2 separate regions of the Mus musculus genome follow, and region 2 is linked to region 1. The links are chromatin loops, found by intact Hi-C in ENCODE. Cell type or tissue: heart. All regions are shown on one strand. Each heading gives the region's core, and the rest is flanking DNA. Links, peaks and the distances in the headings are about the cores only. Region 1 holds the start of Ache (acetylcholinesterase). Region 2 overlaps Zan (zonadhesin).

Region 1 (14,825 bases), core at 1-8,000:
GGGGTCCCCCAAGGGGTCACAGGTCTGAGCAGCGCTCCTGCTTGCTATAGTGGTCGAACTGGTTCTTCCAGTGCACCATGTAGGAGCTCCAGCGGTGGAACTCGGCCTTCCACTGGCGCTCCGCCTCGTCCAGAGTATCTGCGGCCAGGGCACCCCGCAAGAGTGGGAGAAACGGAACAGGTCGGGTAGTGGAGACCGGTCGTGAGTGCGCCGGCACACACGCATTGTCGGAGGCCGAGCGGGGTGGTGGAAAGAGAACAGTGGATGATCCGGAGAATGAAGGGAGAGGTGGAACAGGAAGGAGAGGAAGAGATAAAAATCACCGGAAGACGGAGGGGAGGGACAGGATCAGAGTGGGAGAAGGGTTCATGGGTTAGTGGGGAAAAGAGAGAAGATACAGAAATAGTTGGCGATTATAAGGCCCTTTGGCTGACGCCAACTAGCCCCGGATCCTTCTCCCCTCAACACCAGGCTCAAGCTCCAAAGGATAATTTTTTACATTAAAAAAAAAAAAATCCTGTTTTTTGAATTTTTGTTTAACAAAGATCCCTGAGTCTGTCCATTTTGTCTCGGCTTGAGAATGGAGTGGGGTTCTGTATCCCTGAGAGGGGCCCCTTCTCAGCTACACACTAGAGTAAGTGTGCTTTGAGACCAGAAGGGGAAAGGATTGCAGTTAGAGCCACGGAAGCCCGGAGTGGAGGAGGAAAAGGAAGAAGAGGAGGGACAGGGCTAAGTCCGGCCCGGGCCTCGGGGCCGCCTCCCCATGGGCGGGGCTTGGGCAGGTGCAAGGAGCCTCCGTGGCTGGGGAGGTGGAGAAGAGAGGGATTACACCCTGTGTTTTGCACCCCATCTCTCTCCCCTCCTTCCAACCCTTGCCGCCTTGTGCATTCCCTGCTCCCCCCACTCCATGCGCCTACCGGTGGCGCTGAGCAATTTGGGGAGAAAGCGATTCCAGAAGGCGCAGGTCTGGGCGCGCAGTCCCCGCCGCACCTCTAAGGGCTTCAGGTTCAGGCTCACATATTGCTGCGCGGCAGTGGTGTACGGTGGCCACTGTGGAGATTTGGAGTCTCGAGGGTCATTGGGGTCCCTGAGGAAGGAAAGGGAAATCTCAGCCTGCCCAGAGGAATAAGGAATGAAGACGTGGATCCTTTTCCTGACTCTGGACCCTCTTCAACTCTTAACACCCAACTCTCTTCTCCCTACTCCAGCCAGCCCCCCACCCCCGCCCTCGCCCCGTGTGAGTGTGTGTGTGTGTGTGTGTGTGTGTGTGTGTGTGTGTGAGAGAGAGAGAGAGAGAGAGAGAGAAATGAGTGCTGCCAATGCTTCTGCCTCAGTTTCCCAGAGTACGGATTTACAGACATGGATAGGTTCCCTTCTCATTTTAAGTACCTTCTACCATTCCACCACCTAGGGAAGTTTTCTTTCCACTGGACATCTCTGTCTCTTTCTCCATTTCCCTTTGTTTTCAAAGTCTTTCTAGCTGGGTGCGGTACTACAGGCTTTAATCCCAGCACCCGGGAAGCAGAGGCAGGCTAATTTTTCTGAGTTTGAAGCCAGCCTGATCAACATGGAGATTTCCAGACCAGCCAGTGCTACATAGCGAGACCCTATTTTAAAATAAAAATTCTAGGATTGTGCTTTTAGCTGTGTAGGTAGGTGCAGTCCTGTCTCTACAATTATTACTTTTACTTTGGGAAACGAAAATCAGATGCACCCAAGGGTTTGTGCATGCTAGGTAGGTAAGTACTAACTGAGCTACACCCCCAAACCTCTACTGCCTTTCTCTGTCGTCATCATCATCATCATCTGTGTGGGTTTGTGTGTGAGTGAGAGAGATTTGAAGGTCAGGGGTAGCTTTGTGGAGAGCCACTTCTCTGTGTTTCAGGGATTCAACTGAGATAGGCTTGCAGGGCAATCTCTTTTATCTGTTGAATACCAGTTACCTCGCTGTCTTTTAGAGTGCTGGGGTGGCCTCATATACATTTGCTTTTCAGCCGTCTACCATGGAGCTGTTCCCAGCCCTTATGGGGGCTCTCACTCTGTCGTGTCCCAGCTAGTCTGGAACTGTATACATTAGACTGTCTTCTCCCTCCTGTGCTGGGATTCAAGGTTCCCAGCTGGTTTTGTCTTTTAAGGACTCCCTGTTCTGCCTGCCTTGTTCTCCGGCATCACCTGAGACTTTCTCTTCACCCCTTAACTTTGTGAAGGTTTCTTCTTCTTTTTCACTGCCATCCATGGGTACCCCTCTCCCCTGGACCCCCAGACGCCATCCCCACTCCAATACCACTGACCCTGTGCGGGCAAAATTGGTCCAGTATTTCATAAGTCGCTGAGCAAAGATCCTCTCCTCCGTGGTGTAGTTCAGCGAGGGATCCAGGGGGAGCCCAAAGATGAACTCGATTTCATAGCCATGGGGCACCCCCATCCAGAGGGGCCAAGTCAGTGTGGAGGCACGGTGTTCAAAGATGTAGGCATAGACCCGGGCCCCTTGGGCAGCCAGTCGCCCAGCCAGCTGGGCCACAGGGCACACAACGTTGTGGTCGCCTACCACTGCACTCATGGCATCTCTCAGGTGAGTAGGGTCCTCAGGGTGCAGCCAGTCTGTGTAATGCAGGACCACAGCCTCGGCTGCCAGGTCACTTGCTTGGGGTACACCGATCCGCACCCCAGCCAGGAACTGGGCCCGGCTGATGAGAGATTCATTGTCTTTGCTGAAGCCTGGGACCCCGTAAACCAGAAAGTAGGAGCCCTCGTCCTTCACCACACCCACCAGCACCTGAGGATAGTTGGAGATGGGGGAAAGGATGGAGAGATGATAGAGAGGCACACAGAGACAGATGAGCAACCTAATAGCCAGAGAGACGAACCATTACAAAGCCAGAACTGTGTAGAACAGAGAGCGGGGTGGGGGTGGGGGTGGGGTGGAGAGACAAGGCGTGGAGGAAGAAAAAAATATACCCATAGTTTCTTTTTCGCCCGGCAACCACTTTGGGATCTGAACCACTCGGCAGGGAAGGACTGATTTTGGGACCCACAAACTTGGACCTCTAACAGTGGATCTGTAGTAAGCCCTCATGCCTGGGTCCCTGGGAAAGGGGGAAGGACGGATGAAACCCAGAAGAATCTGGTCTGCCCCTATCAGCCATTAGTCACCTGCAGGTCTTGAAAATCTCCAGTATTGATGAGAGCCTCCGGTGTGTCACTGAGGAAGTCCCCGTCTACCACAGGCACGAAGGAAAATCGGAAGATACTTTCTTGAGGCAGGACGTGCCACTCGTGGTCCACCAGGTCCTGAGCGGGCCTTGTCCTCAAGCAGGCTATCAGCTCGGTGTCATTGCCACCAGCGCCACCTGGGGGACAGCCCACAAGGCGGGCCAGCAGTGTGGCCCTGCGCCTGGCCTCTCCAGCACTCACAGTGGCCCAGGGCCCATTGGGTGTGCCACTCTGGAGGACAGCCCTGTGGAAGAGGCTCCTGCTGGGCAGGGACAGTATGTGCATGCCCACGGAGGCTGCACCCGCACTCTCCCCAAACAGAGTCACTGACATCGGGTCGCCCCCAAAGGCTGCAATATTTTCTTGCACCCATTGCAAGGCAAGCCGTTGATCCAGCAGACCTACATTGCCAGGGGCTTCTCTGCTTCCTGGTAGGGCCAAGAAGCCAAAGGTTCCCACTCGGTAGTTCATAGATACCAACACAGCTCCCTCAACCTGGGCCAGGAAACGGCCGTCATACACATCCAAGGAGGCCGCTCCGCTGTAGAAACCACCCCCATAGATCCAGATGAGGACAGGTGTGGGAGAAGCAGGTCTGGGGTATGGTGTCCACACATTAAGATACAGGCAGTCTTCACTCAACTCTCGGTTGGGGTTCCACATCTCAGTACCCTCAAACCCAGGGTACAGGGTGTCCACGTACTGGTAGCAGACATTTTGGAAGGTGGTAGCATCCAACACTCCTGACCAGGGCCGCTTGGGCTCTGGTGGCATAAATCTACGTGAGCCCACAGGTGGCTCTGCAAAGGGGATGCCCAGAAAAGCTGAGACTGGGCCTCCAGGGGCCTTCAGGCGGATGCCCCTCAGCTGGCCCCCTCGAACCCTCACCAGCAGCTGCGGGTCTTCCCGGCCCTCAGCCCTTGCCCCTCCTCCCAGGAGGGAGAGGAGGAGGAAGAGGAGTGGAAAAGCCAGGGAAGGTGTATGCAGGGGATACCAGGGAGGCCTCATGACTGCCAGGACAGGCTGGTGTCTGCTGGGAGAAAGAAAGGCAAAGGGTGAAGACAGCAGCTCAGTGGGAGATTAAGAAACAGTCTTGCCCAGGGCTTATCAAGGAGTTGCAGAGGAGGTGTGGCAGATTGGTAAGGGGAGGGGAGAAATGGAGTCAAGCTAGGAGACGCGACACAGGCAGACAAACACAAGATCAGACATACACACACCCATACCGCAACAAATGCAGCCAACTGAGATAAGCCTGGCTAATACATAGTCTCCCTTGCCCAGCAAGTTCCAAGGGCCTCCATACCTCTTTCCCCTGCAGCTTGAGCTAAGACCCCTAGTATACAGCACAGGGTTGGAAAGGCTTTGTATAGGCCCCAGGACAGGTGCAGGGGACCCTCATGGACGGACGGGTGTGGCCCCTTCGGGAGCTTGCAAGTTATAAGAAAGCACAGCCCAAGCCTCTCCTGGGTTAGCCAAAGCCTTCTGGGGAGTGGGTTGGGCATTCAAGGTATCGGGAGTCCCAGGTTCTGAAGGCATCTTGGAATCTTGTCCAGTCGACACCTTGCCCCACCCTGCTCCGCCTCTCTTCTTTCTGGTACGGCCGGTTGGTACCCGTTTGCTTTACATCAACCGCACCCCTCTCGCCTGACTCCAGCCAACTGTCTCACTCGCCCCTTGTGGGGCTCACCAGAACTCAAGCCCCTATTGCATCCCCATATTGCAATGCCCTCCACTGCCAACCGGGAGCAGTAGAGACCAAGAAGAGGCCAGAGCTCCCCGCCCGAGCCTTGGTGTGGGGGTATCTGGAGAATCGTGAGCATCGCAGAGGGGGTTGAAGGGCGAGCCAGGACGTCTGTGTTCCGGGAGCTCCGGAGATCCCCGTAGCAAAGGCAGGGGCGCTATTTTGGGGGCAACAGCTGCTGTAGTTCCGGCGTCTCCAGCCAAGAGATCAAAATTCCCCGGGTCGGAACTACCCCCTCCGGGTGTTCACCCATCACCCAGCCAGTTCTGGTCGCCTGGATCTGGGGATAGTGGCGTTGTTGGAGATTAACCAGGAAACCCGAGTGGGGCTAATTATAACTCGGGGCTTCCGCTGAGCCTCCTTTTAGAGGGAGGGTGGGAGGGTGAGAGGGAGGGAGGGAGGGAGGGAGGGAAAGAGAGAGACAGAGACACATAGAGAGAGACAGAGTCAGAGAGAGAGAGAGAGAGAGAGAGAGAGAGAGAGAGAGAGAGAGAGAGCGCAGGAGGGGTCCTGGAGCTGGCAAGGGGCTCAGCTGGGTAGGGACGTTGGGGTCGCGGCCCTCGGGATGGGGGGTGGTGCATTCGGGATGTCAGTAACCTGCGCAGTTTGGGCTCCGCCCCAAACAGGGGGCGTCTTCCAGTGTCCCCAGACTTTGAAGAGAGTGGGGAAGGGGCCTTCAGGGGGTCCCTGCAGGAAGGGAGCGCAGAGGCAGCGGCCGGCCCAGCGAGCATCATCAGTAAGTATGCAGCGGCTAGCGGGAGTTTCAGAGGAGTGCGAGGCAGTGGAGGGGCCCCTCTAGGCAGGCCCCACGGGGCAGGAGGTGCAGTAGGAGCTCTGTTGGGGGGCTTCGATCGTTCCAGGATCGCACGTTTCCCCCGGGATGCGGATTGGTCCCGACTCGGTGGAGGGTCCTGGGTGGGTTGGGAGACTCACCTGAGGCGGCCAAGCCGGGCCGGGTCGGGCCGCGCCGGGAGCTGGAGGCGGCCAATGTTCCCCGGCGCAGGCTGAGCCGACAGTGACAGCCGCCTCCGGCCCCCCGCACACACCCCTCCGGGCCGCACGGCGCCCCCGCCCGCCCACTGTCTCCGCCCCCGCCCCTCCCCGCTCCCCCGGGCTGCCACCTCCCCTCCTCCCTCCCTTCAAGCCCCGAGACCCCGGGGAGCGGGAGCCCAGACACACTCCAGTGGTAGATTCAGACAGACCGACAGACCCGCAGACCCGCAGCGGCGGGGCAGACACCCACGTGACAGACGGACCGCAGCCTGCGGAGACACCAGACACCGTTCACGCAGGCGACAGTCTCCTGCGGTGACAAGTCACAGACAGACCGGTCGCCTTTCACGGACGGAAGGACACACTGACAGCTCTAATCCAGAAAGATCAGAGGCCTAATATTTGGCATCTGTAACCAGGACAAAGCTTGGGGCAGGGTAATAAGAGAAGAGACACGAGAAAGCCTGACTGAGGACCCCCTTCAGCTGACACTGGTAGAAAAGATGACGTGGGACATCTCTGTGGAGACGAAAGAACACCTGTAGGAACAAATAACAGAAACACAGGCTCTCCCTTATAGGAAAAGACCCCTGTGGGCAAGAAGAGGTGACACGGGGACAGCTGAGAAGCCAGACCACATAGTGGCAAGCAGAAGGCTGTGGGGAGATGCTACAATGCACTCTGCTGCAGCTCTGGAAACTTCCGGAACCCCCGAGGGTGGGCTTGAGCTAATTCCCCTGACCGGTGACCTCCGGCTGTCATCACAAGGGTCCGGCTGGTCCATGACATCACCGGGCCAAGCTTTCATTGGTTGTTGTGGCTAGCAGGTGGGAGCGGCCTACACTTGGAGCCCCCAGCCTGTTTGGGAGTCCCTTAGACCACACGCCCAGCCTTCTAGGGAGTCTCCCACCTAGCTGCACCTTAGTGACTGTGGGAAGTGTGCAGTTTTGTGCCCACGCGAGATCACTACATGAAAGAGACAACTGGCTCACGGGGTGGGTGGGGGCATCTGGCTCTGGAGCCTGCGGGCCGCTGCTGCGTGGGCGACTGGCCTGCACGCGAGAGCGTGGGGACGTGCGTGCGCGCACGCGATATGGGGCGCTGCGTGGATCTATGGGGGGTAGGGGGACACGTGCACGCATGCTCGCTGTGGACGCCGGGAGCTTTCCCTCGAGCCCCAGACACTCATCACTCATCAGTCACTTCCTCCGAGCAAGGGGCAAAGGCGCGCTGTCTTGCAAAAGGCTGGTCCCCAGAAGATACCAGCGCAGAGTCCAACCTCTCCCAGATATGCGATTTTCATCTCTCCAAACTGCGACATCCCCCCCGCCCCCCCCCCCCGCCCTCCAACCCTCCTGTCCCTGGAGAACCTGGCCACTGCATGCCGGGAAACTCATCTGCAGTCCAGCTCACTCGCGACGGGTCCGTGCTGACTATCGCCAGGTGGCGCCAGAGGCTGTCATTCGGACCTTGAGGACTGGGGTGGGACCAACCCTTGATTGTCTCTTTCCTGGTGTCTCTGGAAAGAGGAACAGACAGGGTGTGTGTTACTGTTGCTGTGGGAGAGAAAGAGTCTGACGCCGCTTCTGAGCATGGTAACGCCAGATTATTAAAACCGTGAAGGGAAATGAGGGAATGAGTGAGGCCAGTCCTGCCCAGTCTTGAAGCTCAGCGCCTTTAGCCTATAAACAGGGTCCAGTTAGTGACAGTATCTTGTTCCTTATCCAGTTGTTCCAAAAACAGGTGATGCTGGGCAATTTATCTCTTGACCTTTGTAACTATGAGTTTGTCTCACTGAAAGAAAGATCCTGGGACAAGAATAAACTGTCGATGGGCCTCAGGTTTACCATAAATCCATAATAGCTTAGACAGCTTAGTAAGCAAAAGGGCAGGAAGAGGTTTGTAAGATGATCCAGTCAACCAAGACGTTTGTCGCCGAACATACTTAGGACCCACGTGGTGGAAGGAGAGAACCAACTCCCTGAAATGTGTCCTCTGACCTCGGGATGTACCCTACCCTCCATAAATAAGTGCAAGAAGTGGAGGAGGAGAAAGAGGAGGGCGAGGAAGAGGAGGGGGAAGAGGAGGGAGAGGGAGAGGGAGAGGAGGAAGAAGAAACAACTCTGAAGACAGCCATGTGAGATTACACTTGACATCAAGTATCAGTTGCTTTTAAGGAACCTGGTGCTACCTTTCACAGTATCCTGCTTTACCATCTTCAGAAAGTGACTTCCAACAACATACGGTGTAACAAGGCTCCTGGAGTGTCAGCCATCAGTCACATCTGCACCCTCCAAGACAGGATAAATGATGTTCTTGCTCTGTTTAAGGCCATTTCCTGGAAACTGACACACAACTCTTGAGTTTCCATCCTACTGGCCAAGGTGTATTTCTAAGGTGTTGTTTGCTATGAATGCGGTCCAAAAAGGTTGTCTGTGTTTTGATGTCTGGACTGATCTAAAATTTGACTGTATATATATATTTTTTAAAGATTTATTTATTATTATATCTAAGTACACTGTAGCTGGCTTCAGATGCACCAGAAGAGGGCGTCAGATCTCATTATGGGTGGTTGTGAGCCACCATGTGGTTGCTAGGATTTGAACTCAGGACCTCTGGAAGAGCAGTCAGTGCTCTTACCCGCTGAGCCATCTCTCCAGCCCAAATTTGACTGTATTTAAAACATTTTAATTGCATTTGATAGATTTATCTTTTGTGAATATGTGTAGAGGTCAGAAGACAATTTGTGGAAATCAACTCCCTCTATCACATGGGTCCACAGATCTCGGTAGCAAGCCCCTTTACCCACTAAGCCTTCTTGTCTTTCCCTTGGCTGTTTTAATGATAGGAACAAGGAAGACTGGATCCTAAAGAACATTACCAATTTGCTAAATGCTAAATGACACCTTCCTTTGTTTTTGTCATCGCAGCTCTTAAACACATCCAAATCTTCGGATTCCAAAGATGCCCTCATTTCTTTCACAAAACCCGCATCCCAAGTGCTCCCTTCCCCTAACTGGTGCTCTAGAATTTGCATGAGTTCTCATGCCATGCCTGAGTTGTCCACTGGAGGGCGCTGTTTGAGATATGGGATCCTGTTGAAGGAGAAACATTCATAATGTCTACTAGAGGGCACTGCTTGGGACTTTAAAGGCCATTAGAGAAGGCGCATCTAGAGTGGAAGTCTTTGAGGGCACTGTGAAGTGGGAGAGGTGTAGGACAAGGGGTCCTAAACAGGGAATTTCTGCTCTGGGTACTGGTTCCTGACCTAGGTTCTTCCAGTGCAGGACCAGAGGGCTCGGTTCTGGTCAGCTTAATCTTAGGTTTGTTCGACTGGGTCTCTGAAATAGCCATTGAGTGACTCCACTGAATCTAGGTTGTAGCTCTTCAAGAGTGGGGAACCCGAGGCTAGGCAAAGCACGTTCCTTTTTCTTTTTTTTCTTTTCTTTCTTTCTTTCTTTCTTTCTTTCTTTCTTTCTTTCTTTCTTTCTTTTTTAATATTTATTTATTTGTTATATGTAAGTACACTGTAGCTGTCTTCAGAAGAAGACAGCATCAGAAGAGGGCATCAGATTTTGTTACGGATGGTTGTGAGCCAACTCAGAACCTTTGGAAGAGCAGTCGGTGCTCTTAACCTCTGAGCCATTTCACCAGCCCCACATTCCTTTTCCTGCTCATTGTTTTCTATGTCCCTTACTTAAGATTGTCCTAAAATTCAAGGGTAGGGGCGTGGCTTAGTGGTAGAGCCCCTGCCTAGAATCCCCCAGGGAGGGGCTGGGGGCGTGGCTCAGTGGTAGAGCCTCTGCCTAGAATCCCCCAGTGGGGGGCTGGGGGCGTGGCTCAGTGGTAGAGCTCCTGCCTAGAATCCCCCAGGGAGGGGCTGGGGGCGTGGCTCAGTGGTAGAGCCCCTGCCTAGAATCCCCCAGGGAGGGGCTGGGGGCGTGGCTCAGTGGTAGAGCCCCTGCCTAGAATCCCCCAGGGAGGGACTGGGGGCGTGGCTCAGTGGTAGAGCCCCTGCCTAGAATCACCCAGGGAGGGGCTGGGGGCGTGGCTCAGTGGTAGAGGATGTTGGTTTAGGATGTGGAAAATCCTGGGCTTCTACCCCCGCCCAGCACAGGGGAAGTCAAGGAAGACAATGTCCCATTATTTCAGGAGCAGCCTTAGCCTTGGATTACACTTTTGAAACCTGGATGGCTGAGGGGTACTGCCTTTATAGAACGGTGGGAATATCACTTTGGAATATCTTTTTATCTTAAAATATTACATCTTGATATTTATTTAAAGTCTGTCTCTCTTTCTTTCTCTGTGTGTGTTCACAAGTGTACCATGTCACATGTGTGGTGGTCAGGGGATACGTTTTGGGAGTGGTTTCCCTCTTTCTACCATGTGGGTTCGGGGGGTATGGAACTTGGGTCATCAGGTCTGATGCACCTTTGAGCTATAACTTCAGTGACTGCGAATATTTGCCATTGTACCCAGGAGAGGTGAGAGAGTACCATTAGTGAGTTAACACAGACTCAGACGGCTCTCAGAGGCTGAGCAAATTCTTCCCCTGCTGTAGCTTCCGTTTGTCCATGGCCCAGGTCTTCTCTGAAGCTGTACTCTTCTCTGGCTCTGCTGACACCTTTCCTAGCAAGGAAGTGGTATAAAATGCTTGCTGATGGGCACCTGCCCCAGGACTTCCCACTCACCATTGTTGTTGAGCTCTTGGGGTTTCCAAGTAAGTTGGAGAGGGAGGGGGGTAGGCAAGTTTGGTTGGTGGAGAGTGGGGCTGTAAATACGTATTATTACGTACTTATTTATGCTTAAGGTTTCACCTCCTTTTACCTTCCTCTCTTACCAGGATACCTGTGGCTCTCAAGCCCTCCCTTCTGTCCCTGCCCCCTGCAGAGAATGATCTGGAAGGATTCTCTGTTTTGGAATCTTTGAGAGCTGTTCTACTTTCATTTCTGTTGCTCTGATGAAACAACCTACGAAAAAACCAGCTTAATAGAGAAGAGATTATTTTAGCTCTACCACTTGAGGTTACTATCTGTGACTATGGGGTTGTCATAGGAGGGCACAGCTAATCACATCACATCCATGGTCAGTCAAGAGCAGAGATACAGGGATGCATGTAGTTTACTTGGTTGCCCTGCTAGATTTCTCCACTCTTATGTAGCTTAGGGAATGGTGCCACCCATGGTGGGCAAAGTCTTTCCACATCAATTGCCTTAAGAAAATCCCACAGAGATGCTGGACAGCTAAATGTAAGTAATCCCTCCCTCACAGAGATTATTTTTCCAAGTGAGTCTAGGTTGTGTCAAGTTGATAGTTAAAGTTAGCCATCCTAAAAGTCACGGGGTCCTAGGAAACAAGGAAAGGTCCTCAGAAAACGCACTTATCCCCAGTTCTTCCCCCAGAGCTGGATATCTTGTACCTGCATCCCTCCCTAAGATGCCGAAGACACTCTTAGTCTACAGGTTCAACACCGTGAACCACCCCTTCCTACCAACGAGGCTCAAGAGAACCAGAGAAGTAGAGAGACATATAGGTAGCGTCAAAATGAGGAAAGAGGCTGTCATAGTTTTTACCAGCTTGACACATAACTGGGTGGGGAACTCAGTAGAGGAACTGCCACCATTAGATTGATCCATGGGCACATCTGTGGGGTATTTTCTTAATTGCCAACGGATGTAGGAGGGTCTAGCCCACTGTGGATGGTGCCATCTTTGCATAGATAGGCCTGAGCGGTGTAAGAAAAGCAATCTGTGGAAGCTAAGCCCGAATGCCAGAAAACAGTGTTCCTCCACGATCTGTGCTTCTGTTTCTGCCTCCAGGTTCCTTCATTGGTTTCCCTGGATGATGGGCTGTAACCTCTAACCAAGTAAGGCTTTCCTCACCACAGTTGCTTTTGGTCAGTGTTTTTATCACGTTTGCTGTTGTGTTTGGACATATGTGAGTGGGCGGCGTGTGGATGCCAGGGATCATTCTTTTTTTTTTTTTTTTTTTTTTTTTTAAGATTTATTTATTTATTTATTTATTTATTTATTTATTATATGTAAGTACACTGTAGCTGTCTTCAGACACTCCAGAAGAGGGAGTCAGATCTCTTTACGGATGGTTTTGAGCCACCATGTGGTTGCTGGGATTTGAACTCAGGACCTTTGGAAGATCAGTCAGTGCTCTTACCCGCTGAGCCATCTCACCAGCCCGCCAGGGATCATTCTTAATTGGTTTTCTACTTTATTCCTGAGGCAAGGTCACTCAATCAAACCCAGAGCTCACCAATGTGGCTCCTCTTATTTACCTCAGCAACACATCCAAGGTTTCTATGACCAGGGTCTGGATGTAGTAAGCAAAATAATTAGCAAGTGATGTCTAAAATAACTACCACATTCTGTCAAGAATGAACATCTTGAGATTACTCTGCCCTTTATCTAACTCTGTGCAAATTACGTTTTTTATGGGCTGTTTTGCCCTCAAAAACTCTGGATCACTGAGTTCGGACATCAGGAGTCTTTTCAGAAGCATAAGCCCTCTCCAGTCTGGTTACCGGTAAAAAAGATTTACCCCCTCCCCCCACATTTTAAAATTTGTTTTCTCCTCTCCTACATTACAGCCAGGCTGCAGTTTCCTTTCTCTCTATTCCTCCTAGTCCTCCCCCAAACTCCCCTTTCCCCTAAGATCAACTTCTCTGTTGCCCTTCAAAGGAAAAAAAAAAAAAAAAGCAGGCTCCCAACTTAAAAAAAAAAAAGATTTATTTATTTATTATCTGTAAGTATACTGTAACTGTCTTCAGACGTCCCAGAAAAGGATATCAGATCTTTATTACGGATGGTTGTGAGCCACCGTGTGGTTGCTGGGATTTGAACTCTTAGCCGCTGAGTCATCAATCCAGCCCGGTTCCCAACTTTTAATTGGCTTAATCAGCGTGATTGTCAATAATTATCTCCTATCCACCATTATGCTACCACACCCAACTTATGTGGCAGCTGGGATAGGACACAGGACACGGGGCTTTAGACGTGCTAACAAGTGCTCTACCGATGGAGCCGCCATATCACTAGTCCTCAGAAGTTTGTGCGTGTATTTATTATTTATTATTTATTTATTTATTTTCCGAGACAGGGATGCTTCAAGGGACAGTGGGCTAGGTGGTGACAAGAGTTCTACCTGCAATTATATTGTTTTTTTTTTTTAAATACATTGATTTTGTGTGTGTGTGTGTGTGTGTGTACACAAGAGTACCATAGTGTATGAGGGTATGAATAAGGCGGCTCTCTCCTCACCACGTGGGTTCCAGGGATCAAACTCCTCATGTTCTTAGACCTGGCATAATGTACCTGTATCACCCTTGGCCACCCATTACATTATTTATTTCCTTAGCCACGTCGATCGGCTTCTTCACGTGAGGACTGTTGTTAGGGAACTCTCTGTCCTCCTCCCCTCCCCTCCCCTCTCGTCCTCGCTTATGGTTAGCTTTTATTATCTGTCTAAGTATTTACCTTTGTACCGTTAAAGCATTTAATGCATTTATTAATTGACTGATCTCTGAGGCTCTCTGAGAAGGCGCTCTGTGAAATTCCAGCCTTGCTTAATCACCTGCCTAACTTCTCAAGCCACCCCAGCTATTATTTTTATGCTGTCAAGGTTTAGTTACAAAGCTTCACATTCACTTAGGTATTTAGCATGGGGAGGGAGGGGCACATGGGTGCCGAGGCTGCCTGTATGGAGGTCAGAGGACTTCCAGACGTTGGTTGTCGGGCTTGGTGACCAAACCTTCACCCACCGAGTGAACTATCTCCTTGTCTCTGTTGTCAAACTGTTTAATGTATACTTCACACACACACACACACACACACACACACACACACACACACACACACACGTATATTACCTCCCCCTGATCTCTCTGTGTGGCACTGGCTGGGAGGCAGAGGCAGGAGGATCTCTGTAAGTCTTAGGCCAGCCTGGTCTACAGAGTGAGTTTCAGGACAGCCAGCCAGGGCTATACAGAGAAACCCTGTCTGGGGGTGAGGAGAGAGAGAGAGAGAGAGAGAGCCTGGAATTACCTCTGACTCACATTCATAAGCAAAGCATATACATTAGGTCCTGTACATGGCTCAGATTTTTCCTCTTAATTTTAAAAGCCATGAGCTGGTAAGATGGTTTCCCAGGTAGGTGTGCTTGCCACCAGTCCTGATGGCCTGAGGTCAGTCCTTGGGATCCACACGATAGAAAGAGAAAACCCACTTCCCACCTGTGTGTTGTGGCAGGCATGCACAATATGCCCATCCCAGAATAGATGAAAATGTTAGAATTATAAAGAGAGAGAGAGAGAGAGAGAGAGAGAGAGAGAGAGAGAGAGAGAGAGAGAGAGACTGTGTCAGGCCAGGTATTGCGACACCTCCCTCTAATCCCAGCACTCAGGAGGCAGAGGCAGGAAGATTTCAGTGTGAGGCCAACCTGGGCTACCTTGTGAATTCAAGCCCAGACAGGCTTTGTAGTGAGACCCTGTCTTTAAAACAAGACAAGGGGCTCTCAAGTTCTGTGATTCTAGGATTTTGATAATTTTATTTAGGTTTTCCCATGTGTTTGGCATGTACTTTCCCCTATACTCTTATGACCCTTTTCATTTCTTCAGTATTGTTTAGTGATTTGAGTCTTCTCAACTCTTTTTATTTCTTAGTCTATCCACCTAAATATAATTTTGTCAAGTTTGTGGGTGTTCCAGAGAACCAGGTTTTAAACTTCATGTGGTGGATCACCATTACAATTTGGTCTCTGTTACTGTGGTAAAATGCTCTGGCTTGTACAGCTTTCATAGGTCACAGTTCTGTTGAAGGAAGTCCAGGGCAGGAACCCCAGGTAGGAACCTGGAGGCGAGACCCATAGA
Region 2 (14,825 bases), core at 3,749-11,748, 91 kb before region 1:
TGGCAGCAGTGACTGTGCAGCCAACAGTAAGGAAGCCATGGGGGTGGGAAGGTGGGAAGGGTGCCCCACAGCTGAGGCAGAGGCAGGGCCGGGATGAGGGTGATCAGAAGCACCCCAGTGGGTAAGACTCCGGAAGACCAATAAAGGGGCTGAGATCCTTTTCAGTGGTTACACTTCTTGACAGAACTGGAAAGATGTACCATCTTTGGGGATCCCTATTACCTCACGTTTGATGGCTTCACTTACCACTTCCTGGGTCGTATGAACTACTATCTCATAAAGACGGTGGACAAGCTCCCAAGAGGGATTGAGCCCCTGATCATGGAGGGACGTAACAAAATATCCCCCAAAGGGAGTTCAACCTTGCATGAAGTGACCACCATCGTCTATGGCTATAAAATCCAGCTCCAAGAAGAACTAGTGGTTTTGGTGAGTAAAAGGCAGGACCAGGCCTGAAGGAAACAGAGGGAGACTACTGTAGGCCGCCTGGAGCTGGCAAAGCCGGAGTACCCCACTGTCAGGAAGTGTGTCGGAAGTCAGAGTTGGCATTACTTCATGGGAAAGGGTGGCACAGGACGGTGGGACTAGACACAAGGCTGAGAGGGATGAGGGGAGAGACAAGATGGGGGAGGGGTGACACACGCACGTGTGAAAAATGGAGCTGCACCACCCACAGTCAGTGGTGACTTAAACAGCTTTCTTTGACACTTTAGTATGTACGTATGTGTGTGTGTGTGTGTGTGTGTGTGTGTGTGTGTGTGTGTGTGTCTGTGTGTGTGTGTGTCTGTGAATATATGTCATACATGGGTGAGTGGCCACAGAGGCCAGCAGAAGGTGTCACATACTCTGCAGCTAAGCTTAAAGATAGCTGTGAGTAGCCCCACAAGGATTCTGGGAAACAAATCCAGGTCCTCTAGAGGAATAGCAAGCACTGTTAACCAATGAGGCATCTCTCTAACACCTACACTAATTTATATCACATGTGTATACGAATGGTGCACGTGTGGGGGTCAGAGGACTACTCGGAGGAGTCAGTCAGTTCTTTCCTTGTACCATGTGGGTCCTGGAAATGAGACTCAGGCCCTCTGGGTTGGTGACAAGAACCTCTACCCACTGAGCCATCTTTTGAGTTTTTGCAAGGAAGGAAAGAACTAGAGTACAGAAAGGAGGTCTCTAGTGCTGGGGTAGTGTAGACTCTGGAATAACAGCATCATGTGATGAGGAGAGCTGGGCAAAGGCAGGTACAGACAGGAGCAACAGAAGGTGTGGCCCACCGAGCACGCTCTGCAGCCGCACTCTTCCATTCTCAGGTCAACGATGAAAAGGTGGCGGTCCCCTACAATCCAAACGAGCACCTTCGGGTCATGCTGCGGGCTCAGCGGCTGCTTCTCGTCACAGACTTCGAAATGGTGCTGGATTTTGATGGAAAACACAGTGCAGGTAACAGGCAGGGACACAGACTGCAGAAGGCTCTCTCTGTGCCAGGGGTGCTGACTCACACCTGTAATCCCAGCCCTCAGGAACCGAGGCAGGAGGGTCTTCCATGCTAGCCAGGACTTATAGCCTGTCTCCAAGAAACCCAGACAAGCCCAAACCAAGAAAAAAAAAAAAAAAAGAAAGAAAAGACAAGACAAGACAAGACAGTGCAACGTGTTGTGGAGCACATGTAATCTTAGCAGTTAGGAGAGAGATACAGGAGTATCAGCAGTTTGAGGCTAGCCTCAGCTGTGTAGATGGTTTGAGTCCAGCTTGAGTCCATTTTGACCCTGTCTCAAAATGAAAACAAAACCCAACCAACTAGCTGGGCGGTGGTGGCGCACGCCTTTAATCCCAGCACTTAGGAGGCAGAGGCAGGCAGATTTCTGAGTTCGAGGCCAGCCTGGTCTACAAAGTGAGTTCCAGGACAGCCAGGGCTATACAGAGAAACCCTGTCTCAAAAAAAAAAAAAAAAAAAAAAAACACAACAACAACAAAAAACCCAACCAACCAAAACAACAGTAATTTAAAAATGAAAATAAGACAATAAAACCAATAACCATAGAAAATAGGAGCTCCATTTCTGGGATGGAAGATGAAAGGCACAGCTCAGACAGACAGGTCGTTACAGGAAGAAGTTACACTCAAGAACAGAGCCCTCAGCTTGAGAGGGGCACTACAGGGCACCTCCTTTTTCCTGCAGTGATCTCCTTGCCTACCACATACCGTGGGCTGACACGGGGCCTGTGTGGAAACTATGACAGGGACCAGTCCAATGAACTCATGCTGCCCAGTGGAGTACTCACCTCAAATGTCCATGTCTATGGCAACAGTTGGGAGGTGAAGGCGCAGCATGCCTTCTTCCGCTTCCCAAGGTGAGGGCTGCCTGGGGGTCGGGGAGATGAGCAAGACTCTCTCATTGGAGACATGGAGAATTGAACATAGGACCTCATGCATGCAACCACTAAGCCACACTCCTCACCCATTTCGGGGAATTAAATTACTCATTCTGAGCCACGCCCCCCAGCCCCTCAATGGAGCATCTCCTTAGGTAACCTCCCTCTGAGCTGAATATCTCCTAGCCAGCAATTCTCTTTTCCATTCCTTTTACCCTCTGGTCCTCAGCACAGAGTCGCCTTCTGTCACTTGGTCTGTTTACTGACCACTGGGAATAGCTGCTCATTAGAAATACCCATGATGCCCTTGTCCTTCCCGCTACCTCTCCCTAGTCTTGTTCTTTCTCCTTCCTGAGCCTCACACAGCCCCTTGCCATCCCTACTTCAGGGCCCTACCAGAAGAAGAGGAAAGAGACGAAGAGCCTGACCTTCTCCAATCAGAATGCAGCCAAGAGCAGACTGCGCTTATCAGCAGCACCCAGGCCTGTAGGGTGCTTGTGGACCCCCAGGGACCCTTTGCTGCATGTCACCAGATCATAGCCCCAGAGCCCTTTGAGCAGTGAGTTGCAGGCCCAGTACTTACAAGAATGGTCCTGATTCCTGCTACGGTTTTCTTTTCTGACCCCCTCTAGCTCTACTGGCTTGGGTCTTTTCTCTTGTGACCTCGTTTTCTACTGACTCCCCACATTCTGTCTCCTGTCTTTCTGCCACCAAATGCCTTACCCCCCCCCCCAACTATACTTCTAGCCCACCGACTTTCTGTGTGAGGTTCCAGGCTCCTTTTCTTTGTTTATAATCTGCTTTATTCTGATTTATTTGGGTCTCATGTAGCCTAGGCTAATACATATCTAAAGATGACCTTAAACTTCTGATCTTTCTGCCCTCCACGTCCCAAGTGCTGAGATTATAGGTGAGCACCACCATGCCTGGTTTATGTGGTAAGGGGATAGAATCCAGGTCTTCACGCATGCTAAGCAAATACTCTACCAACTAAGCTGCATCCCCATCTTGCTTGTTTTTTGTCTGTCTGTCTGTCTGTCTATCTAGGAGGATTTGTGTGTTGGGGGGGGGGGGTTATGTTTGTACATGGTGTATATACCATGTACGTTTACGTAGGTCACATATCAACTTCAAATGTCCTTCCAGAGCCATCCACCTCGGTTTTTATCTTTTGCTTTCTTTCCTTTCATGTGAGTGTGGATGTGGACATGTGTTGCCAAGGGACCAGAGTTGAAAATCGGGTGTCCTGCCCTGTCATGCTCTGCCTTATTCCGTTGAAACAGAACCTCCCTTACTGAACCTGGAGCTCACTGTTTCTAGGCCAGGCTGTGGGAGAGTGAGCCCCATTGATCCTTATGTCTTCACTGCCCACAGAGCAGGGGTTCTAGGCACGTGCGTGGGGATTCGAACCCAGATCCTCATCTTGAACAGCAGGTGCTTTTACCCAGCGAGCATCTCCCCAGCTTCTCCTGCTGGGGACCTTGCTGGAATCACAGGGTTTCCTGGGGAAGGCAGGGATGAGGTATGGCGTTCACGGTGGCAAAAGTACCTTACCTTTGCTACATTATTTCCTTCTTTAACTCTTTGCTATTTTAAGGTCTAATGCAGCTGACTTCCTGCCATTAACTCCGGATGTTGAGCAGCAGGGGATTAAGGAAAAAGGCTTGATAGCTTGGGCTCTTTTCTTTCTGGTTCAGGAGCCCTTTATGGTCAGGCAAGAGGCTTGGAGTTTGTTTCCTCTTCCTGAGCCAGAGGGAAAAGAAGAGGAAGGGAGGAGAAGGGAGGGGAAGAGGAGAAGAGAAGAGAAAGAAGAGAGAAAAAAAAAGAAAAGAAAAGAAAAGAAAAGAAAGGAAAGGAAAGGAAAGGAAAGGAAAGGAAAAGAAAAGAAAAGAAAAGAAAAGAAAAGAAAAGAAAAGAAAAGAAAAGAAAAGAAAAGGAGAGTCAACTATGCAGAAAAAAAAAAACCACACACACACTTTGGATGTACAGGGAACAGCTACAAATAATACAGATTTGTATTATTGCTTTTAGCCTTTTATAGCTTTTAGACAGAAAGTTCTCTGTGTAAAGAATTACCTACTTCATAGATAAAATGTTACATAAGAGGGCAGTCACAGAAGGATGCCAATAGTGAATTCAAAGCAGTGTTTCATTCTCTCTAAGCTCATTATGAGTTCAAAAGCAACAGTTTCACCTGGCCTTGCTTTATCATAGCGCACACCTGTAGCCTCATCCTTGGACCTGACCGAGAATGCATGTTTTTTCTTGATCACAAATCTGTCCCAAGTTTATTTCTCTTTTTCACATAATTGTGAAAGCTCGTTGTATTCCTTATTATGCAGTCTTTACTTAGAATTTTACGAGGGGACACATCCTATTCTTGATGATTCTAACTTATGTCTTTCTGGCAAAACAACTAAAACCATCTCCTTAAACTTTTTTCTTAAAAATATTTGAATCAAATTAGAAATTCTATAAATTCTATAAAAGACAGCATTAATTTATGAACGTTCATCTTCATGTTGATCTGCAGTACATGTGAGCTGATGTCCTGGAATTGTTAGGCTATGTAATAGTGACAGGAAAGGCATATCAAAAGTGAGACTCGATCATGAGATGAAGTCTCTAAGGACCCTGTATACTAGAGCTCACTCATCACAGGCCATGCAAAATGATAGGCCATCTCCTGAAAACTCACTTGCATGCCTTGACTTTTCCTAGATGGCTTCTGAGATGAAGTCTCTAACTCAAACACAAGGCTTATTGATTAGGCTAAGCTGGCTGGCCAGTGAGCCTCAGGGACCCTCATATCTTCCCTTCCTGGCACTGAGACTACATCACCACACCCTGCTTGTTCTTAACTTGGATACTGGTAATCAAACAGGTCTTTATTCTTGCAAGGCAAGCACTCTGTCAGCTAAGCCATCTCCCCTGCTCCCAGCCTCTCACCCCTGGGCCCTTTTTCAGCAAGACTGGATCCCTTTGGCTCCCCTCTCTAACAACACGCCTACTCCACCCATCCCCTTTCTACCCCAGGCGCTGTATGTTGGATATGTGCACTGGCTGGAAGACCAAAGAAGAAGAGGAACTTCGATGTCGTGTCCTCAGTGGCTATGCCATCATTTGCCAGGAGGCAGGCGCCAACATGACTGGTTGGCGGGACCACACACACTGTGGTGAGGCTCTGTCCCTGCCCAGCGGCTGGTCTGATTCTTAGCCACTCAACGCCCGGCTCCACTCTGCTGCTGCTGCCACCCTCACCTTGGCCACCTGGCCTTGGCCTTGGTTCTTCCCAGATTCAATGCAGCAAGTGATTCCAGATGGACCCCTCCCCTGCCCACTCCTTCCCTGTCCAACCCCATTCCTCCTCCTCTCTGCCTCATATTTTTGTTGCATTTTCTCTTCAATTTTTCTGTGTGTGTGTGTGTGTGTGTGTGTGTGTGTGTGTGTATGTATGTATTGCGTTCCTGTGTTTTGGGGTGCATGCATGCATATGTGTGGAAACTAGAGAACAGGAGCCATTTACCTTGTTCTTTTGTTTAAGGGGGCAGGTTGTGTGTGTGTGTGTGTGTGTGTGTGTGTGTGTATGTGTGTGTGTGTGGTGTCTGTGTGCTCTTCCACCATGTGGGAGGGATCTAATTCAGGTCATCTTTACCAGCAGTCTCACTTGGTTTTTTGAGACAGGGACTCTCACTGGGATTCCTCGGGTCTCCACCTCCCCAGCACTGGGATTACCAGCACATGGCACCACACCTGGCTGGGATTCGAACTCAGGTCCCCGTGCTTGAGCAGAACTACTTTTACGGGCTCAGCTAGCTCTCGGCTCTCTGTTTATGTTTTGGGGTGGCTCTTTTAAAAAAGATTTTGCTTATTTGTATTTGATGTATACATATGAGTGCTTTATCTGCATGCTTTCTGTGTACTGTGTGCATCCCAGTGCCCACGGAGGCTAGACGATCCCCTGGAACTAGAGTCACAGACGGTTGTGAGCCGCCATGTGGGAGCTGGGCACAGATCCCAGGTCCTCAGCAAGTGCTCTTAACTGAGAAGCCCTCTCTCCAGTTCCTGTTTTTGGCTTTTCGAGACTGAATCTCACTCTGTAACCCGAGCTGGCCTCAGACTCATGGTGATCTTTTCACCTCAGCCCCTGAGTGCTGGGTTACAAGCCACCGTGCCCACCCTCCCAGCATCCACCTGTGTCCATCGTGTCCGTGTCCCAGACAAGCTCTTCAGTCAGACCCAGCCTGCTAGTCCTGGGCTCCCTGTCTGCAGGGATCGCTGTTGGGTAACCTTATCTGCCTCTTTCTTTTTCTTGACCACTAGTCTCTTTATCTGTTTGGACCCCAGGCCAACCAGCTCCTAACTCTGCTTCTGTCCCCTCAGCCATGACATGTCCTGCCAATACTGTGTACCAGCGCTGCATGACACCCTGCCCGGCGTCCTGTGCCAAATTTGTGACCCCCAAGGTCTGTGAAGGCCCCTGCGTGGAAGGCTGTGCCAGCCTCCCCGGCTACATTTACAGTGACACACAGAGCCTCCCAGTGACACACTGCGGCTGCACCGCCGATGGCATCTATTACAAGGTCCGGGTGGCATAGAGGCCTGGGAGCCCAGGTACAGAGAAGGGCACCTCGGGTGAATCTAGACCGGCTCCTGTCTTCACCTCCTCTCTTCCAGCTGGGTGACAGCTTTGTAACTAACGACTGCTCCCAGCACTGTACCTGTGCAAGCCAGGGGATCCTGCTGTGTGAGCCCTATGGCTGCAGAGCTGGGGAGTCCTGCATGGTGGCCAACTTTACTCGAGGCTGCTTCCAGGGTAAGCCTGGGTCCTTCTGCTCTCTAAACCAGGGATACCCTCCCTCTCTCCCTCTCCTCTGCTGGGTGGGATTCTCGCTTCGTCTTGGCAAGTTTGCACCTTCACCCTCTCTTATCAAGTATTTACTACCTGCCATGCAGCACCTGTCCCAGAATCCACTTTAATCCTCACCTAGTGGAAAGTATGACATCCTACTTTATGAGCAATGAAAATAGGGCTCTGTCCAAGAATGGCAGTGGGCATATCTTTAATCCTAACACTAAGGAGACAGAGGTAGGTGGGTCTCTGTGGGTGTGGTCTGGTCTGCATAGAAGGTTCCAGGCCAGACAGGAGTACATAGTAAGACCCTATTTGTCTCTCTCAAAAGGGGGAGGACTCCAAGGCTAGAAAGATAGCTTGTAAAGTGCTTCCTGCACAAATGTAGGGGACCTGAGTTGGGTTTCTTAAACCACGTTTAAAAAGCTAAGTGTGTGCTAGGCAGTGGTGGCGCACGCCTTTAATCCCAGCACTCAGGCCACCCTGGTCTACAAAGTGAGTTCCAGGACAGCCAGGGCTACACAGAGAAACCCTGTCTCGAAAAACAAACACAAACAAACAAACAACTGAGCGTAGCTGAGGGAGGTCTCTGTCTCTGTGCTTACTTGCTCTTGCAGAAGACCCAGGTTCAATTCCCACTACCCACATGGTAGTTGCCAACTGCCTGTAACTCCAGTTCTGGCCTCTGGGGGCAGCAGATACACACGTGGTACACATAAGTACAGCAGGCACTAACATTTACACATAAAATGGATCTCTGGGGCTTGCCAGGAGGACAAAGCAGATGGCAACTGAGGAATGGCCTTCACACACACACACACACACACACACACACACACACACACACACACACACACACACACACACATACCAATACACACGCACACGCGCACATGCGCGCGCGCACACACACACAAGGAAACTGGGGATTCCAGGACATTAAGCAAATTCTCTAGACCCAGGATAGCAGGGTTAAAGTGTAGATTGCCAAGTGAACCCTAGGTCAGGCTCCAGTGACTGCTGCCTTCTCCCCTGGGGCCTGTCCCACAGCCAGGCGTCTGCACTGTGAGTATCCTCTTGGGACCCACTAACACCTTTCTGCCCTTGCAGACAGCCCTTGTCTGCAGAACCCCTGTCACAATGATGGCCGGTGTGAGGAGCAGGGGGCCACCTTCATCTGCCACTGTGACTTCGGTTATGGAGGAGAATTCTGCACAGAGCCTCAGGATATCACAACCAGAAAAAAGATAGGTAACAGCCACATCCCCATATAATATCTATTATATATCATAGGTATGTCATAGAAATGACATTGATACATAAAATATCCAATAGTATTAATCTATCATAAGATATTACATATAGTATAATAAGCAAGTATTATAGACAATATTGTGTATTATATACCATATATGATATATAAAGTATATAATTACATATCACATATATAGCTTATGGTTATATGTGAATATTTTGGGTGATTATACTAATATATGTTAAATGTATAATATATAGATTACGCTAATATGCTATATATTTTAGATATCATGAGTCATATACTATTAGTTATATAATATATTCCATATAATATATTTTACATATTTGAGGGATAGTTAGTTAGTTAGTTAGTTGTTGTGGAGGTCAGAGAACAGCCCAAGGAAATCACTTCTTTCCTTCCACTGTGGGAATCCCTCCATACAGCTCAGGTCTCTAGCTGGTGCCGAGCACCTTGACCTATGCACCTGTCTTGCCTAATCATGTATTTTACACTACATAACATACGTGTAACATTCAGGGACAGTGCTACAGGCCTATAATACTAGTATATTGGAGGTGAAGACAAGAAGATTGAGAGTCCAAGGTCATCCTCAGCTATATAGTGAGTTTGAGGCCAGCCGTGTTGTATGAAATCCTGTCTCAGTTAAAAGCCCCTAAAATATGTATTACATAATAGTATATTACATAGGAAATGTAATAGAGATCATGTTGCTGTGTGATTCCCCCAAAATCTGCAAGACAGCAATCCTCAATGGTCTTTTGCCCATCTCCTAGTGGAACAATCTGGAATCTTCTCTGTGAACCACCACCACTCTTTTGGTTGTGGTGGTGGTGGTGGTGGTGGTGGTGGTGGTGGTAGTGGTGGTAGTGGTGGTAGTGGTAGTGGTGGTGATGATGGTGGGGTGTGTGTGTGTGTGTGTGTGTGTGTGTGTGTGTGTGTGTGTGTGAAGGGAGGGAGGGATAGAGAGAGGGAGGGGTCAGTGAGACAGGAGGGTTAATAACCCTGAGCTCAAGGCCAGTCCACCTAGGCTACACGGTTCCAGGATAGCCTAGGTGTGAGCAAGGCCCTGTCTCAAAAGATCAAGACAGCACGTAGGGGAGAGCTGCAGATGACACCGGCGTGGACGGCCCTTGTGAAGTCCTGTGGGGGCTGTGACTGGAAATAGTAAGGACCTTCAAGTCCCTGAGCCTCCTGGAGGGAGAACTAGACACTAAGCGAGTTAGGAGGACAAGATGCCTTACTTAATCTGACAGCAAAGTACCAAAAAGAAGTGCTACTTCCAAATATCCCCCAATCTCCCACCCTGTCACCCTGTCACCCTGTCACCTGTCCCTGTCATGCATGGGGCGGGGGGCGGGGCATGCACAGGCACCGTATGCATGTAGAGGCCAGAGGACAACCTTGGGTGTGAGTGCTGAGATGGCTTAGAGCCCTGACAAGCTGGCTCAGTGGGGCAAGGTGCTGGCTTCCAAGCCTGATGACCGGAATTTGATCCCAGGGCCCCACAGAACTAACTCCTGCAGGTTATCCCCCCACACTCCCCCACACACGTCTTCACCTCACATCTTGCTCTTGCCGGGACCACAGGCATGCACTACCACAGTAGCTGTGGGATCTGTGCTTGTAAAGGTAACTTTACCCGGAGCCACCACCCCAGGGCCTGTCACCATTTCCTTTCAGAAGCATCCAGCTTAGTGGCCATCCTGCCGGGAGTGCTTGTGATGGTGTTAGTCCCTGTCTTACTGCCCAGAGTGTATGTTTACATGGCAACAAGAACAACCATGGGGAGGAGGAGGATGAAGAGGAAAGAGTAAGTCCTGGTCTGGGGCTAAGTGGGGGCGGGGTAGTCGATGTGTGGGACCTAACGCACACAAAAGCCGTGCTCCCCATCTGTTCCCCACTCCCTCTAGGAAGAAACTGTTGAGACAAAGTAGACTTAGGCTGGAGGATGCAGGTGAGAACCAGCCCTGGGGGGGTTGTGAGTCCAAGCCAAGAGTTGAATCCTCTTCCAACGTGGGTGTTCTTTCTCTCTCCTCAGATGTTCCAGAGCCTACCTTCAAAGCCACCGAGTTCTGAGCTGTCCTCAAACAGAGAAAAATATTTATTTTATTTTTTAAAATACTTTTTGTTTTGTGATTGTTATTGTGGGGGGATGGGCACGCGCCTGCCACTTGCGTGTCCTGAGAAGACAGTTTGTGTGAGTCACTTCCTTTCCTTTGTGGGACGTGGGGATTGAACTCAGGTCATTGGGCTTCACAGCAGATGCCTTCTTCACCAAGATACCTTGATAGACCCAGGCTTAATGTTTTTAGATATGAATTTCTCCCTGATTGTGGTGGAGACAGCTAGTCTGGGACCTAAAGAGAAAGAGAAAAGGGAGACAGATGTGTGTGGATCCCTGAAGGCTGAGTGCTGTGGAGGCAATGTCCCAGGGAGAGAACCTCAGGTTTCAGGAAGGAGAATGTCACGCATCGAAATCATCTCTGGTAGGGCACCAGCAATGGAAGACAGAAGAGGCAGGGAGGGAAGGTTCTGGAAGGAAGATGAGCTATATACCCCTCAAGACAGGAAAGACTGTTCCTCTGCACATCCTTTTTTAAGACAAGTTATTACGTAGCCGGGAATGACTCTGAACTCCTGATCCTCCTACCTCTGCCTGTTGAAATTACAGGTCTACATGTCTACACCCCATGGGTGCTAGGGGAAGATCCCAGGGTTCAGACACTGCCGTCTGCTGAGCCGATTCTCCAGCTCCTGTTGGGCATCTCCTTTACCCGTTTGAAAAAACATAACGTGTGTGCGTGTAGACATATGTGTTCATGTGTGTACATCATGTGTACAGACGTGACACCATCCTGCAAAGTCATGAACACATATGCTCCCCCAGACAGGGAACCAAGGATGAAGCAGAGTAGTGCCACCCCTGCGGTCCAGAGTTCTGGGATCGCTTGCAGGAATGTAGGGGAGTGGCTACGAACAGCCGGGAAGTGACCCCAAGGTAGCTGTGATGGCCTGAATGCTGGAGCCCTGGTGCTCGTGCTCGCTGCACAGCCTGCAGGCAGCTTGCCGGGTTGGCGGGGGGGGGGGGGGAGGTGAGGGGTGTCTCGGCTGGTCTGAGAGTGGTCTCGGCAGTCCTTGCTGTTCATATACGATTGGGAAGGAGAGGCTCAGGGCATTCGTTCTGTCGGTTTTAGGACTGAATCGTTTACTTCCTGGGCCTTAGGGAGCTTCCCTTAAGGGCATTCTGAATCATACTTTTGTTCCACTTACTTTATGTGTCTGTCTATAAGAGAGGGTGTCTGCCATCTGTGTGCACATGGCCACAGACGCCAGAAGAGAACGCTGGACTCCTGGGAACTGGAGTGACTGGCAGTTGTAAGCCGGCAACCAAACTCAGGTCCTCTGGGAGAGCAGCAGCAGGATGTGGCTCTCCAAGACAGGACGAACCCACTCGGAGGGAACTGTCATCTCGCAGGCACACGCTTCACTGTGCGCACTCTTGATGTAGTGGCCAGAGGACAGCCTCTGCCACCATTCCTCAGGTCCTTTCCGCCTTTTTTTTTTTTTTTTTTTTTTTTTTCCTCGAGACAGGGTTTCTCTGTTGTAGCCCTGGCTGTCCTGGAACTCACTCTGTAGACCAGGCTGGCCTCGAACTCAGAAATCCGCCTGCCTCTGCCTCTGCCTCCCAAGTGCTGGGATTAAAGGCGTGTGCCAGTGCCACCACTGCCCGGTCTCCCACTAGACTTTGACAAGGAGCTAGGCTGGCGGGTCAGCCAGTTTCCATGGAAACCGTCTCTCCCTCCCATATCTCCTCCACTGTCCTTGTGCTGTGCATCACTACATCGGGCCATTTACATGGGTTCTGGTCCTCATTAATGTGATGAACACTTTACCAAGAGAGCCATCTCTCCAGCACCCCAGTGGGCTTTCTTTTACATTTACTAATGCTCACACACATACGTAGAGGTCAGAAGACAGCAAGCAGGAGCCAGTGTTTCTTTACCATGCGGGGCTTAGGGACCAAGCTTATGTCACTTTTGGCAGCAAGCACTTGGACCTGCTGACATGTCACTGCTATGCCCCTACCCCAAGGTTCCCCCCCCCCCCCCGGAGACAGGGTTTCTCTGTGTAGTCCTGGCTGTCCTGGAACTCATTTTGTAGAGTTCAAACTCAGAAATCCGCCTGCCTCTGCCTCCCAAGTGCTGGGATTAAAGGCGTGCGCCACCAGTACCCGCCTCCAAGTTATTTTTTAAGGTGGCCTCAGTTTGCTGACCTGGAGCTCCCTGAGCTCTGAGAGGGCTTAGCCTGAATTCCTCCACTAGGGGGAAGCAAGGGCATTCTGGGTTTCCTGTTTCCGGTTGGGATTTTTCCAGAGGGTATCTATCCCTCATTCTTCGTTCCTTCAAAGAGCCCTTCAGGAGGTTGCTATGGGAACCGAGGGTGGAGTTACTGGCTTTAGGAGCCATTCTGACAACCAGGTAGAAGTGACCACCTGGTTCAGCCAAAGGAGGCCAAGGTGTATAATGGATCAGACTGTGAAGACCTCAAGAAACCAAGACTTGGCCAGAGTGCTTTGAGGCAGGGAGGACACAGGCCAGGGAGATATTATTAATCTGTGTGACAACTATACCTTTGGAGACCTTTCCTGAAGTCAGCCAAACTCAATATTATGGAAAGGGCCCAGGACAGGGGTGGGACATGCTCTGCAGGACCCTGGTTTCCCTCACTAGGACAGAAGGCACAGTGCCCCTCAGCAGGTTAACCTCCTGCCTAGAGCCCCATTTCTCCCCCTGGCCTCCATCTTTGTACTGCTTGGATGCTGTGACCTTCATCTTTCTTTCCCGTAGCAGCTCTCTGTGGAGGTCACTGTATCTAGCCAGGATGTCTGTTTGGCAGCGAAAGGCAGTTGGCTGGATTAGTGTCCCCTGGGACACTCCCCTTCCTGGTAGTAATGAGCCCCTCCCACCCTCCAGAGATATTAAATGTCACCCAGGGAGAGGAGACAAAGGACTTAGTGTGATTCATGCCATAATCCCAGAATTCCAGAGGCTGAGGCAGGAGGATAGTGAGTACCAAGGCTGGCCTGGGTTATTAGCAAGCCCTGGTTTACAAAATACAAGAAGGGGTATGGGTTCTGGCAGCTAGTTCAGTCAGCAAGCAAGCTCGAAGCTCCGCTGTTTGCAGCAGAGGAGGGGCCGGTGGGAATGGTAGTATGGGCTTACCCTTCTAGAACTGTGGAGGGAAGAAACAATTCCTAGGCCATGTGGCTGACCAGGCTAGCCCACATGGCCAGTTTTAGGGGAATGAGAGGACCTGCAGAGAATCAGTCTTTCTCACTTAATGTTCATGCATGAGCATGCACATTCGCGTGCGCACACACACACATTCGTGCAGGGGAAATGATAGCAACACTGCCTTGGGGCCAGTGTGTGAGGTTCTGCACCCCTCACATCCACTGCAGCTCAATCAGGCTAGCCTGCACTAACTGGCCCTTACAGGTGTCCCAATGGGAAGGCATACCCAGGAGCAGAGAGGGGGCCGAGAAAACAGTGGGGGAAGTGGAGAGGCTGGAATGGAGTATGGACCCTATCCTCCTTTTCCTTGTCTGGGAGAAGTTAGCAGCAGACTCATTGGAGCGGCTCCCCCTCCCCTTCCCAGGAGGCCAGGAAAACCTGCCTGGGCAGCATCTTGAATGGGGGAATTGTCCTGAGAGCTACCTGGCATAAGTACACAGATGTGAGGGCCCCCTTTCAGCCACTCCCCATCTTCCCCTCCCCTCACAGCCAATGCTGGCTCTCCCATTACCACCAAACCAACCCCAGCTATGGACATCCAGCCTAAGTTTGTGGGCACCTAACTGGGACCCCCCACCCACAGTCACCCGTGCCCCCTTATCCTTTTAAAGCAGTTCTAGGGCAGGACTATGGGCTACACGCTTGGCTTCTCTTATACAACCCCCTGCCAGAGCTAAGGAGACAGAGGAGGGGCAGAAGGTGTCTGCCCCACCCCGGAGGTGCCGGAGGCTCTTGGCAGGGGCAGCTGGAGCAGTTAGCACCAGCTGCCAGTGACTCACCTCCCACCAACCCAAACAAAACACCTTGGGGCTGAGAACCAACACCCAGCCCCTCCTCACACCATAATCCCAACCACCTGACCTGACCCTCCAAATCCACACTCCTAGGGGTCCCCTAGTCTCAGAAATCTGGTCAACCCCAGCTCCCAGTCACCCTCTGGACTGAGACATATCCCCCTTTTTTTTTTATTTATAAAAAAAAAAAAGTTTCTTTTTAAATATAATTTAAGAACCCCCTTCCAAGCACCG

Evidence for each region. A loop is a pair of places that touch in the nucleus more often than their neighbours do. Peaks named below come from ENCODE experiments on the same cell type or tissue, not always from the same donor. Only the 100,000 strongest peaks of a DNase experiment are listed, where the experiment ranks them.
Region 2: a loop joins it to region 1, with 8 times the contacts of the local background. A loop is called at or near these places in 10 of 42 quality-filtered maps.

Annotation. Positions count from the first base shown.
Region 1 is chr5:137,279,430-137,294,254 of GRCm38, reverse strand. Ache (acetylcholinesterase) reads right to left here and starts at 6,001. Exons shown (of 5, transcript NM_009599.4): 1 at 5,888-6,001; 2 at 3,154-4,243; 3 at 2,292-2,776; 4 at 918-1,087; 5 at 1-138. The coding sequence starts at 4,221. The coding sequence ends at 17. It overlaps Gm42456 (a long non-coding RNA gene), which reads left to right and starts at 5,611. Exons shown (of 4, transcript XR_003955815.1): 1 at 5,611-5,690; 2 at 10,531-10,667; 3 at 10,791-11,196; 4 at 11,767-11,909. It overlaps Mir8116 (microRNA 8116), which reads right to left and starts at 475; the gene lies at 379-475. In heart, for the core only: CTCF peaks have their summits at 869, 3,360 (motif pointing left), 4,956, 7,394 (motif pointing right) and 1 weaker place; DNase peaks (open chromatin) are centred at 764, 5,124, 5,754, 7,384 and 4 weaker places; H3K4me3 peaks cover 6,427 bases; H3K27ac peaks cover 6,130 bases; H3K27me3 peaks cover 4,461 bases.
Region 2 is chr5:137,374,436-137,389,260 of GRCm38, reverse strand. It overlaps Zan (zonadhesin), which reads left to right. Exons shown (of 88, transcript NM_011741.2): 77 at 1-26; 78 at 185-429; 79 at 1,311-1,440; 80 at 2,180-2,351; 81 at 2,761-2,931; 82 at 5,409-5,548; 83 at 6,756-6,955; 84 at 7,050-7,188; 85 at 8,335-8,475; 86 at 10,184-10,313; 87 at 10,414-10,457; 88 at 10,542-10,624. The coding sequence ends at 10,579. Ephb4 (Eph receptor B4) reads right to left here. Exons shown (of 17, transcript NM_010144.6): 17 at 14,739-14,825. Among named protein-coding and RNA genes, the nearest start is that of Ephb4, 32 kb to the right of the region's middle. In heart, for the core only: a CTCF peak has its summit at 7,887; DNase peaks (open chromatin) are centred at 6,870 and 7,890; H3K4me3 peaks cover 402 bases.